Regions from separate parts of the Homo sapiens genome. Here region 2 is linked to region 1. Evidence: read pairs that join two places in POLR2A ChIA-PET (ENCODE). Cell type or tissue: PC-9. All regions are shown on one strand. Each heading gives the region's core, and the rest is flanking DNA. Links, peaks and the distances in the headings are about the cores only.

Region 1 (6,026 bases), core at 1,777-4,276:
TCTTCTCAGTAAGTGTTATCAATCCATTAATTCTCATCCTTTAAGTCTAAGCATTCCATTTGTACAAATCCACCTAAATGTACCATCATCTAGTCCAAGTTATATATGATGCCATTGGATTCTGAGCATTTGCGAGACCCTTAGTTCTGTCTATGTGAGGAAGTTAGAACATACAAGGAATGAACTAGTTTGTAGAAAACAGTTGCAAAGTTGAAAATGGAGATTCTAGGATATAGGAGTCTTGCTTTAGGAACAAATCCTGCTCGGATTCCCAAAAGGCTTCTTCATATATCACACAAACAAGTAAACCCATTTATATAACTATCTGAAACATCTTTCCTAAGACACAGCATAAATGACACAGGATCTACAGAGCATTACAGGCATGGAGAAACTAAAGAAACATCCCCGTATCTTCCTGCCTGACCAAGAAACTCTACCTGCTAAGGTAACCTTCTAGAGATAATACTAGTTTAATTGGTAGATTTCTCTTATCATTCTAGAATTCTACACGTTTGAACAATTCCATTCCTTTGCCTTTTCTTGCACTATAATTGGCCACAAGACAAATGTTTGAACTGAAAGTTTTCTTGATTAGTCTTACCACATTCCTACCACAAATACACGCTCATATGCACACTAATACACACCAACACTAACAGGGCATCAGCAGCTAGAGCTTCATGCTACTATGCAGCAAAAATCTCTAGCATTATCTTATGGATTGCCCAGGTATTTACACGTCCAATCAAAGGTGAAGTTCATAGTCAATCCTATGAGAGAGAAGAGCAATGCTCTCAGTGGCATTTTGGAACTTCCACAACCTCATGAAAAGCTGTGAGCACAGCTTACTGTATGTTACTGTCAGGAGGTAAAGGGACTCTCTGCTGTCTCACATCGTCTACACCCTGATTTTGATGAGGAAATGTTGCCTAGAAAAGTAATATTATATCAATGGAAGACAGTGAATACAAAGATGTTTATATGGCAGATGGCTAAATATTTGTTGATTTTAACTGAGGCAGAGAAAGTCTACACTGGAAGTAACAACAAAGTACATTTTCCTAAAAGTTTACACATTCCCCAAAATATCACAAAGGGATTCTTTGGTATACCTCATCTCAAAATTACCAAAGTGATTAAATATAATCAGATCTTGAATCCAGGAATTTCACACTTTTCCTTTATTCTGCCACCAGTTTTTACATGTGAGGCTTGATTGTTGGCCCCTACCCGGCTTAGGTCTTCCAACTTTACCTGTAAGCCCCAGGGTCTTGCCTGTGGCCACTGCCCAACTGAGGCTCTGCTCCTGCCTAGAGCCTCTTGGCTTCAAGCCTAAACTCTGACCTGTTCTTGCCCTGCAGGTGTTTTGGCATTCCTGGTCTGACTTTGGAAGGAGTCCAGGCTTTCTCTGATCTCTGGGACACTTTACCTAGGCCACGTTCTTTGTTTTCAGCTACTGTAATCTTTTTCAGAATTCCATGAAACAGTTTCATTTTTGTTCCTTTCCTTTATAATTTGTAGGAATTAAAAAGTCATTCATGCATTTGTTTACTCAATCAAGCAAATATTTATTGAGCGAAGTCAAGGCCGCAGCACTGTTACTCACATGTACAGAATATGCTTTAACGGAACATATGGATTTTTTCCAAATTAGCTTTTTATGAACAAAAAATTGAGCTTATGTTACTTTAACATTTTTTATTGCACAGTTCGAAGTAAAAAGTAAAAACCTTTCAACAGCTACTCCCATCCCTTTGCCACAATCCTATTCCTCAGTAATATAATAGAAATTAGTGGTTACTCTGCAGCAAAAACTGTAAGAAACATATATATAGACCTTACTTTTCAAGAGACACATAGACAGAATTTATTTCTGTGCATTTCTTCACAAAAGAAAGTCTAGTAGTTGTGGAGTCACATATCTCACATGAGGACAAAGAATAAGTCGTATTATTTCACTTTTAATCAAAACTATCTCATTTCTTCCCACCTCACTCCAAATCCAATCCATAGTGCCAAAACCACCCTTTCCAGTATACGGTGATGAAATCAGGAGAAGGTTGAATGAAAGAGGTTCATTATGCAGAACTTGTCAGCCATACTAAGAAGAAGTAAAAGACGATTGGTCCAAGTTTACTTCATAGACGCTTTTAAATTTTGTTTTACCCTCAGAGTGTTATTAGATAGAAGAAATATCAACCAAAGAAAGCTGCAAAGACTTGAAGGGATTATATGGAATTTATATATGTGACAACAGTAGTCACCCTCTCCTCATGCATGGAACAGAATATATCAGATCTATGTACTAATATCTTTTAAAAAGTTTTTTCAGCTTTATCGATGTATGATTGATAAATAAAAATATTGTATCTATATTAAGGTATAATGTAGTGTTTTGACACAAGTTTGCATTGTGAAATGATTCCCACCATCAAGATAATTAACGTATCCATCACCTCTCATAGCAAATTTCACATATACAATATATTATTATTAACTATAGTCACCATGTTTTACATTAGATCTCTAGAACTTATTCATCTCATAACTGAATGTTTGTACCCTTTGACCAACAGCTCCCTATTTCCCCCACCCTTCAGCCCCTGGCCACCACCATTTTACTCTCTGTTTTTCTAGGTCTGACTTTTTTTTTAATATTCCACAATAAGTGGTATCATGTGATATTTGTCTTTCTGTGCTTAGCATGTTTCACTTAGCTTAATATCTTCTAATTTCATCCATGTAGTCCCAAGTGGGAGAATTTCCTTCTTTTCTAAGACTTAATAATATTTCATTGTTTATACATTTTATGTATGTATATACACACACACATACACACACGTGCATATATATAGTCAAAATTTCTATATTCATTCATCTGTTGATGAACACTTAAGTTGTTTCATTTATTGACTTCACTATTGTGAATAATGCTGCAATGAACATACTGATTTCATTTCCTTTGGATGTATCCCCATAAGTGGGATTGCTGGATCATATGGTAGTTCTATTTTTAGTTTTTTGCCAGCATCTTTTATTTTAGAATAACACTGAGTTTTGCTCAAGTGGCTTATTTGGAAAAAGTTCACTTGCCAATACAGAGATGACTCAGATTAAATTTGTCTTTGCCTTTTCACACTAGCAAGCTTGGAATATTCCATTTAAGAAAATTTCCTAAGACCTTTCATTAAACTCAGTGTGGCATTCTTTATGAGTAAGATGTCTTGGAATTTACATTCATTTAGCAAATACCTGCTGGCTACTAACCATGTGCCAGGCACTGTTCCAAGTGCTGCGGAGACCTTAGTACAAAAGAGATAAAATTTTCAGCTCTTCATGGAGCTTATGTTTTACTAGGGGGAGGTAGAAAAATAAGCAAATAAATATACAGGATACTGAGTGTATTGAGTGCAAATGAAGGGAGAGGAAGCAACTAAGATCCATGGCACGTGAGGGGCGAGAGTTTGCAATTTTAAGTAATGCAGTGAGGAAAGGCCTTATATCAGTGATCACATTTAAGTAAATACCTGAAAGAGATGAGAAAGTAAGCCCTACCAGTGTAGGAAAGAATGCTCTAAGCAAAGAAAATAGGCGATTCGAAGGGCACTGCTTGGAATGTGTCTGCCTTGTTCAAGAAACATCAAGAAGGCCAATGTGGCAATGGTTGCAAGGGAGCAGGTAAGGCAGGGATTTCTAGAACCTTGTATGCACATTGGATTCGCCTCTGAGGGAGATGGGATGCTTTGGTTGGCTTTTGAGTAAGAGTGACATAACCTAAGCAGTTTTAAAGAGATCACTCTGATCCCACTGATAAACCAAGATTTGGGAGTTGGAGATCCCAAAAGGTCGTTAGATTCCTAAGGGCCTTTTTGATGCTATGATTCCACATTCCATACTTTGAAGTGATATCCCAAGCACCTACCCAGTTCAACGTGAAATGACTGTTGAACAGTATTTTCAGCAGTCTGAGGTGCTAAAATCACAGTATTCTAAAAGGCAAGTCTAACATTAAGTATTAGAAAGTCTGAGATTGCCTAACTTTGACAGTGAGAAAGAGGAGATTAATTAACAAAAAATTAAGTATTATAGCATAAGTATTTGTATATTCACACCATATGTCTTCATGATTCAGAACGCAAGAAATCATTTGGAAATGAATATGGTGTGTTATGGTAGCCAATACTTGGAGAAAGGAAAGATGGGCAAATTTGGCTCTGAAAATGTTAGGAGGGATGACTTGAGTAAGTTTCTTAACCTATCTGAGTCTCATTTCCAAAACTGAGAAAATAATATCCACACGTTAGCATGTGAAGATTAAATAAGACATTGAATGGGAAAGACCCAATATGGAGTAAATTCTCAATACATGTTGGTTTCTTCCTTCTTTAGACTTGACAGAGATGTCAAATTTTGACATGAATATTTGACTAGGGTTGGAAGAGCAAGGCTATGGGAGTCTTTTCTATGTATACTTACTACAGACCAGATATTTTGATATGTCATTGAATAAAGAAGCATGTACACTGGAAAAAAAAAAAAGGTAAGATTGCATCTGCCCCTGGCCAAGTTGTATGAATGAGAAACAAAAATAAATGGTATTCTTTAGTAAATACAATCCCAACCGTAAATAATAAATGATAGTCTACAAGTAATGAAGAATTTGTCAAAATTAAAATTTAAAAATTTACTTACATTTTTGAGGACATGGATATTCAGGCACTTATAAAGAATTTTAGAATCAATCCCAGAATCCCTAAATTAAATCCAAGGGTTTAAATTATCATAAAAAGAACATATCAAGCCAAGTGTGGTGGCTCATGCCTATAATCCCAGCACTTTGGGAGGCCAAAGCAGGAGGATTGCTTGAGCACAGGAATTTGAGACCAACCTGGGCAACATGGTGAGGCCCTATCTCTACCAAAAAAAAAAAAAATTGTTTTAATTAGCTAGTCATGGTGGCATGTCTGTAGTCCTAGCTACTGAAGAGGCTGAGGCAGGAGGACCACTTGAGGCTGGTAAGTCAAGGCTGCAGTGAGCTGTGATTGAGCCGCTGCACTCTAGCCTAGGCAACATGTGAGACCCCATTTCTACCTTAAAAAAAAAAAAATAAATAAAATAAAATATCAGAGGATTTCAAAGATTACCACCCTTTGAAACTTTTTTTTTTTTGAGACAGAGTACTTACTCTGTCACCCAGGCTGGAGTGCAGTGGCATGATCACACCTCACTGCAACCTCTGCCTCCTGGGTTCAAGCAATCCTCCCACCTCAGCCTCCCAAGTAGCTGGGACTATAGGCACACGCCACCACTCCCAGCTAACGTTTGTAATTTTTGTAAAGATGGGATTTTGCCATGTTGCCCAGGCTGGTCTTGAACTCCTGGGCTCAAGCGATCCACCCACCTCGGCCTCCAAAAGTGTTAGGAATATAAGCATGAGCCACTGCGACTGGCCCCACTTTGAAACTTTTTAAATAAAAGGCAAATTAATCTCTAAAGAATATATTTGAGAGCAACAATATATACATATTTGTGACCTCATCGTTCCATTTTCTTCTCTGTTGTATCTGTTTGTTTGTTATTAAAGTTTTCTACTAAAATAACTGGGTTCCTTACATGGAGAGGTGACATCTAGAGAAATCAGTTTAGTTTAAATTGAATTGGCTGCTGTATGAAGCCTTGTAACATCATTGTCAGATGTACCAATAAGTCATTATTTTCAGGAATGACACTTACAATATGGTGACACATCCTATCTCCTTTGTTACAAAAAGGGGATAGTACAGGTGGAAAAGATAAACAAAGTCACAGAGGCCTCATGGTCAACATTAAAGTGATTTGACAAACAAAGAATAGCAGAAAGAGAAACAGCATCTCCTATCTGTTTTCTAGGCCTCAAAAGATTCATAACTTGATATATTCTTAATTCAGCTAGGAACTTTTACAAATTGAAATGATGAAAAACACTGCATAAATATTAGAATTCTCTGGTGGAAAGGTATGAACAATGAACGTGTTGCTGAATG
Region 2 (6,026 bases), core at 1,338-3,837, 300 kb before region 1:
TACTCCAGCCTGGGTGACAGAGACCCTCTCTAAGAAATAAAATTAATTACATACCAAAGTCAGTCAAGCTTGGTCTCTCATTTAAAGATTCTCTGCCTTGAAGTGCATTTAAACTACATAAATGGAAAGAGTGTGGTGGGAAATGACATCTTGTCCCCATTTGCACATTAACAAGAAAATCAGATATAGCTATAATTTAACTTTAATAAATCAAATTCTTTTGGAAATATTTGATGGTCTGATTCCAAAATCAGATTCGTTTGGTACTGGCTCCACAGCTGTTAGCGGCTTTTGTCAGTGTCTGTGTAGGAGAAAACATTTAAAGGCTAGTTCTATGTCTACAGAGCCCAAACCTAACTCCTATTCTGACAGGCAGATTTTATAGTGGTTTATTTTGGTCTACATTAGTATTTCATTTTTTGGCATTAAAGCCTTATCCAATGTCAAGCCTCTATCTCTCCCTATACAAGCTCTGTGATTTCTTTAAAAACAGGAAACTGATAGCTTTAAAAAATGTTGTTTGCTCTGTGTAATAATAGCTAAGCAGTGCCTGTCAACCAACTTTGTTAGAGCATCACACTGGACAGGAACTGCAATGAGGCTGTGACTATTCAGCCACTTCCAACAAAACAGAAGAGAATTCCTAAATACTGCATGAGTTCTTGTCTCTGTTATTTGTTGTTTTCTACTGGCTACTTAAGAGCCAGTGATGATATTTTTCCTCTCAATCTTTCCAGTGAAGTGACTGGCATATATTAGGCATATTAAAAATACTCTTGAAAACTGAAAGTAGTCTTTCATATAGATCAGACAAAAGTGGACTCATTGTAGTCCAGGAGATGATATTCAGGTCAGGATCTGGTATTCTACATACTACATGTGCTCAGGATGGTCATACATCATCTCGCAGGGATTACAGGCAAAGGGGACAAAGTTTCCTTATACAGTCTGTTGCATCTACAAAACATGGAAATAATTTGCAGTCAGGTCAAATGCCTTTGGAGAATGTGATTCATTGCACTGTTCATGACCTATACTGAATTTGAGTTCGGAGATCTTCATCTCAGTTTGAAACTAGGTAGATTTATGGGTCTGTCCGCACTGCAAAGTCCTTTGACGTCATCTCAATAGGAAGTGTACTTGGTAGGGAGAATATTAAGGAAATAGCTATAACTATATTAAAGAATATTAATTGGCCAACTAAAAGGCAAACAATAGTTTATTTCTCCAAAAACATAAATATTTAAATCATTTATTTGACTGGTCATTTAGGAAAAACAGATGGTTTAAATGATTTTACATATAGAAGTAACCAATGCCTAGCTGAGGAAAACAATGAACTAATGCTATGCCAAAGACCTTTTCTTTTTGCTTTCTCAATATCATATATTACTCAATATTATATATTATTGACATATCAATATCAATAATATATATATGCATAGGCACAGGCACATATATACACAAATATACACACACATGGAATCTCACAATATAAATATAGATAGATATAGATAGGTATTGATAAATATAAATGTTTAAATAACTTATGTTAAGTAAAAGAAAAAAAGAACTAATACAATCCATATTTGCCAACATGATTAGTTACATCTCTATTAATAAATATGTAGACTAAACATCAATCTGAACATATTCTGAGCAATCTTAGATACTTCAAGCTTGACAAAAGAAAAAGAATAATACAACTAAAAAAAAGTGTTTTTAGGAAAATGGAGCCTTTAGCATTAACATTTGTAATACATTTTTCCTACTGTGATGTTATTTTTCACCCTGAACAAATTTTTGTGTTTTGTGTGTGGTGGGGGCATGTAATAGAAAGAAGACTGCTACTTTATGAGGGCTATACCACATTCCTTTGGCATTGTCTGAAGGAAAGAGTTTGAGATAGGAGGGAGCTCTTCAAAGTAAGTTAGCAGGAATTTTTAAGTTTAATGAGGGAAGCAGAAAAGTGAGACTCTCTGAAAGGAGAGAGCAGACCACAGCAACATGGCAGCATGTTGGGGATTTGAGGAAGAAGGTCCAAAATGGACTCCCTGTAGTGATGATAGGAATTTTAGAAACAGTGATGTCTCATAGTTGGATGAAGTTGTTTCTAATCCTGTGCAGCATTTTCCTTGCATTATCCCCCAAGAAATAATAAAAATCTGGAAGTCACAGAAGCACTCTGTTAGTGGCACCTTGGAAAATAAAGGAGAAAGAGCTATAGCCATGCTTGGTGTGAATTGTTGAGGAAAAATACACAACATAGAAGGATAAAGGGACACAATATATAATTACTCAAATATTTGTTCATCAGAGTGTTTTGATCTATACCAATAAGCTGTGAGCTCCGAAAACAGAAACCATTCAAGTCTCATGCACTGATATACCCCAGTACTGGGATCATGAACAATACCTGGTTTTAACAAAGTAGTCAATAAAATCTGTTGAATTAACAAATGAATAAAAATTAATCAGAGAACATGAGTTCAAGTTGATAAAAGACAAACAGCCATAAGTACCTCCAATTTTTCAACTGGAGAAGGTCCTGAACTTCTTGCAGAGATAAAGAATGAAGAAATTGGGAAATTTAAATTAGGCTTAGGATATTGAAAGAAAAGGCAACTGTTCTGTTTCACCCCTAATTTAGTGGTCCGCAATACTATTCTGATGCTAACCACCTGGAGCTAGCCTGAGATGCCACAAGTGAAAAACACAATCCTCCACAAGACTTCCCTTACTTCAGATACCAGTCTCACTTTGGGGGGTCCCCAGGACACTCATACTTCTGATAAATTGGCTATACATTTGGGGATTTCTATGACCCCCTCAGGTTTGATAATCCACTAGAACAACTCACAGAACTCACTAAAGTGCTATACTTAAAATCAAAGTTTTATTATAAAGGATACAAGTAAGGACCAGCCAAATGAAAAGACATACAAGGTGAAGTCTGAGAAGGAGGGATATCCAGAGATGTTTTTTCAGATTTCGACTCATCAAAACCTCAGTTCATCAAAACCTCAATGTATCCAATGAAAACATTTAAAACTATTTTTAAAATTTTCAATAATTTATTATTGTTTTTGCTCCTGCCATATCTAAAATCTCACTCAATAAAAAGTTGCTGCCAGAAATATCTAGGTAACATTGGAATTTTTATGTATTACGTTCATTGATGCCACTCTGTGTAAAGGTCTGGATTCCAAATCTGATAAGCAAACCTTTCATGGACAGTACCACTGATGAATAATTGCAGATGTAAAATTAGTTCTATTATCAATTCTCCAAGTCCCCTGCACTTATGGAGTCAAGAATATGGCCATTTAAAAATCAACAGACATATACATCTATGTTATAAAAGAACTCAAGCACATCAAAAAAGCACTCATAAATTAGGCAAAGGATTCAGGTTTAACATTTTAAAATAATTTTAGTAAAAAATAAAATTCCCTTTCAGGAACCCTCTGCCTCTAGGATCTAATCAGTATTCAGGAAGCTTTACTCATGCCCTTCTGCCTTTTTGGAAGCTCAGTTATTTCATAAAGACATGACAAAGCTTTCTCATCATTCATTTTTTCATTTACTCATTGAACGTCTACTATATATCAAGCACGATGCTAGGTTCTAGGGATCTAGAAGTAAAGAGAACAGGCAAGGTTCTTCATCTCATGGAGCTTTATTCTTGTAGCAGCTTGCAGGAAGCAGATGATATAAAGCAAACACATTACTAAACAAGAAAATTACAGACTGTGAAGAGTTCAACTGGAGGAAATAACTAGGGGAGGACACAGTAACTGAAGAAAGCGCTTTAGAAGTTTAATCAGGGAAGGTCTCTCTGAAGAGGTGATATTTGAAGTGGGACTCAAAGGATAAAGGAGAAGAAAGGTCATTCCGGGCAGAAAGGTAAATTAGAGCTCCACCTTGGAGGTAGAAAAGGGCTTAGTAAGACAGAGGCTCAGTGTGAGAAATGGCAAATGGTGTAGGGTGAAGCTGGGGGAACATGCTTATTTGGCCATGGTGATAAACTTGGAATTTATTCTGAGTACAATCAGAACTCACTGGAAGAATTTTTACATGTCCTAGTCACATGATCTCATTTCCATTTTTAAAAGATTATTCTGCCCCTACTGTGCAGAATAATGAGAAGAGGAGGCAAGAATGGCAGTAGGAAAGTCATATAGGAAATCAGCTTTTTACTGGAAAAATTCTAAAGCTCTGCAAACCAAAATATATGCTCTCTCCATATAGGACCTTGATAGCAGGAATAAATTGTCTAATTGTACAGAAGTGAAATGAAATATCAACATCAGGGAGAAAATAAAGCAAATCTAAAACTTACTTCATTGAAATGCTTAGAGAAAGAAAACTTTGCCTCTCCTGATAGTGGTCCCACTCTCCATTGACAACTGCCTAAGAATGGGGTCTAATTCTCTTGACCAGGCTGAAGTGCAGTGACACAATCACAACTCACTACAGTCTTGACCTCCTGGGCTCAAGCAATCCTCCCATCTCAGACTCTTGAGTAGCTGGGAACATAGGCATGAGCCACCACAGAGACAGGGTCTTGCTAAGTTGCCCGGGCTGGTCTTGAACTCCTGGGCTCAAGCAATCCTCCTGTCTCGACCTCCCGAAGTGCTGGGATTACAGATGTGAACCACCACACCCACCCATGATTTTCACTTCTATGCCCACATTTTGTGGTACCATTTAGGCATGCATGAAAAAAAAACACAATTTCAATAATTTGCAGTTAAAATATATATCATATTATGTCATTTGAATGCTGTTATTTATCAGAAAAATATCCCTTTGCTATTCCATGTTCATCTAATAAAGGCTGCAGTAGCATTAAATGTGATTTTAAAGTCCTGTGAGTCCAAATTTTCTCAGAAGTAGCATGTCAGATTTTATAAAGAAAAATGAAATTACAGGATTTGATATGCAGAAATTTGCATTACAAGCAACTCTAGTTCATATCTACTATCTTGAGGATATCTATAGTTCCAAATACTATGTTTAACCTATAGTTTGTCCCCCTTTTTGAAATATTTCACCATGTACATGGCAAACCTTCATGAATTCAGACTAATTGAAATTAAGCCCTATGTGAATTAATAAAAAGTTAGAATTATACCACATATTCAGAACCATTATTATTATAACCATATTTTTATATAATATCACCATTATTATAATAACATTATGGTAATGATAATCAATATTTTAACTAGAATAGGCTGTAGGAAAAACAGTCATATTTCTAAAGGGCTTTCTCTAGATTTATAACTCATTATATTTTCCTTTTTAGCATGTTTAATAATTAAGGTGGGCATTTTTTAAAAGAAGATTACTGCTCGATCATGAAAAATATAATTTAATATACATGTGGGACATTTTACTAATGTTGAAAATTTCTCCAAAAAATGGTATTATGTTTTCCTTTCTTCATGCTTTTAAAATCTGGCTTTCCTTCACTCACTTGCTTGGCTGTTTACTTCTTTACCTTTCTCCTCCCATCACCTCTTCTTTTTATCCTGTTGACTATTTACAGATATCCAGAGTAACAAAATTGTTTCTTTAATTAAAAGGGGAAAAACAATTTTTAAAAGCTGCCATTGTGGGAAAATGTTTTCAGAAATGAAGTACCAGGGGCTTTGGCAATGGTCTCTGTGCTATTTTCCCAATTGTTTTGGTATTTTAGTGATTGTAAAGAAATGACCCTTAAAGTTGCCATGTCAGGTTGGTAATAAAATGACGTCTTGGGGAAACCAGATCCTTTCTTCCCCTGTGCTTTTTTTTTTTCCTCCTGTAATTAGACTTGCCATCATCAGGGACTGCCTTTGTTATTAACAGCATCCCTCTCACCTCTGCTCGGGGACAGTGATAGCTAAATGAAGGCATCCCCTTCTGCACCAGGCTGAATATTTGAACACAAACCACATTCACAACAGCTGCATTTTTCCTTTGTTAACCTCAATATCTTCGGGGATTCTTGGTTTTATTTGCAAGGGCCCTGCTAGTCA

What was found. Peaks named below come from ENCODE experiments on the same cell type or tissue, not always from the same donor. Only the 100,000 strongest peaks of a DNase experiment are listed, where the experiment ranks them.
Region 2: POLR2A ChIA-PET joins it to region 1 with 12 read pairs; 2 of 35 experiments call an interaction of 5 or more read pairs at or near these places.

Annotation. Positions count from the first base shown.
Region 1 is chr2:163,775,730-163,781,755 of GRCh38, reverse strand. No RefSeq gene overlaps it. Among named protein-coding and RNA genes, the nearest start is that of FIGN, 43 kb to the right of the region's middle. In PC-9, for the core only: no CTCF peak of the experiment used is centred there; DNase peaks (open chromatin) are centred at 3,205 and 3,525; H3K27ac peaks cover 2,240 bases.
Region 2 is chr2:164,073,646-164,079,671 of GRCh38, reverse strand. No RefSeq gene overlaps it. Among named protein-coding and RNA genes, the nearest start is that of FIGN, 340 kb to the right of the region's middle. In PC-9, for the core only: no CTCF peak of the experiment used is centred there; no DNase peak of the experiment used is centred there.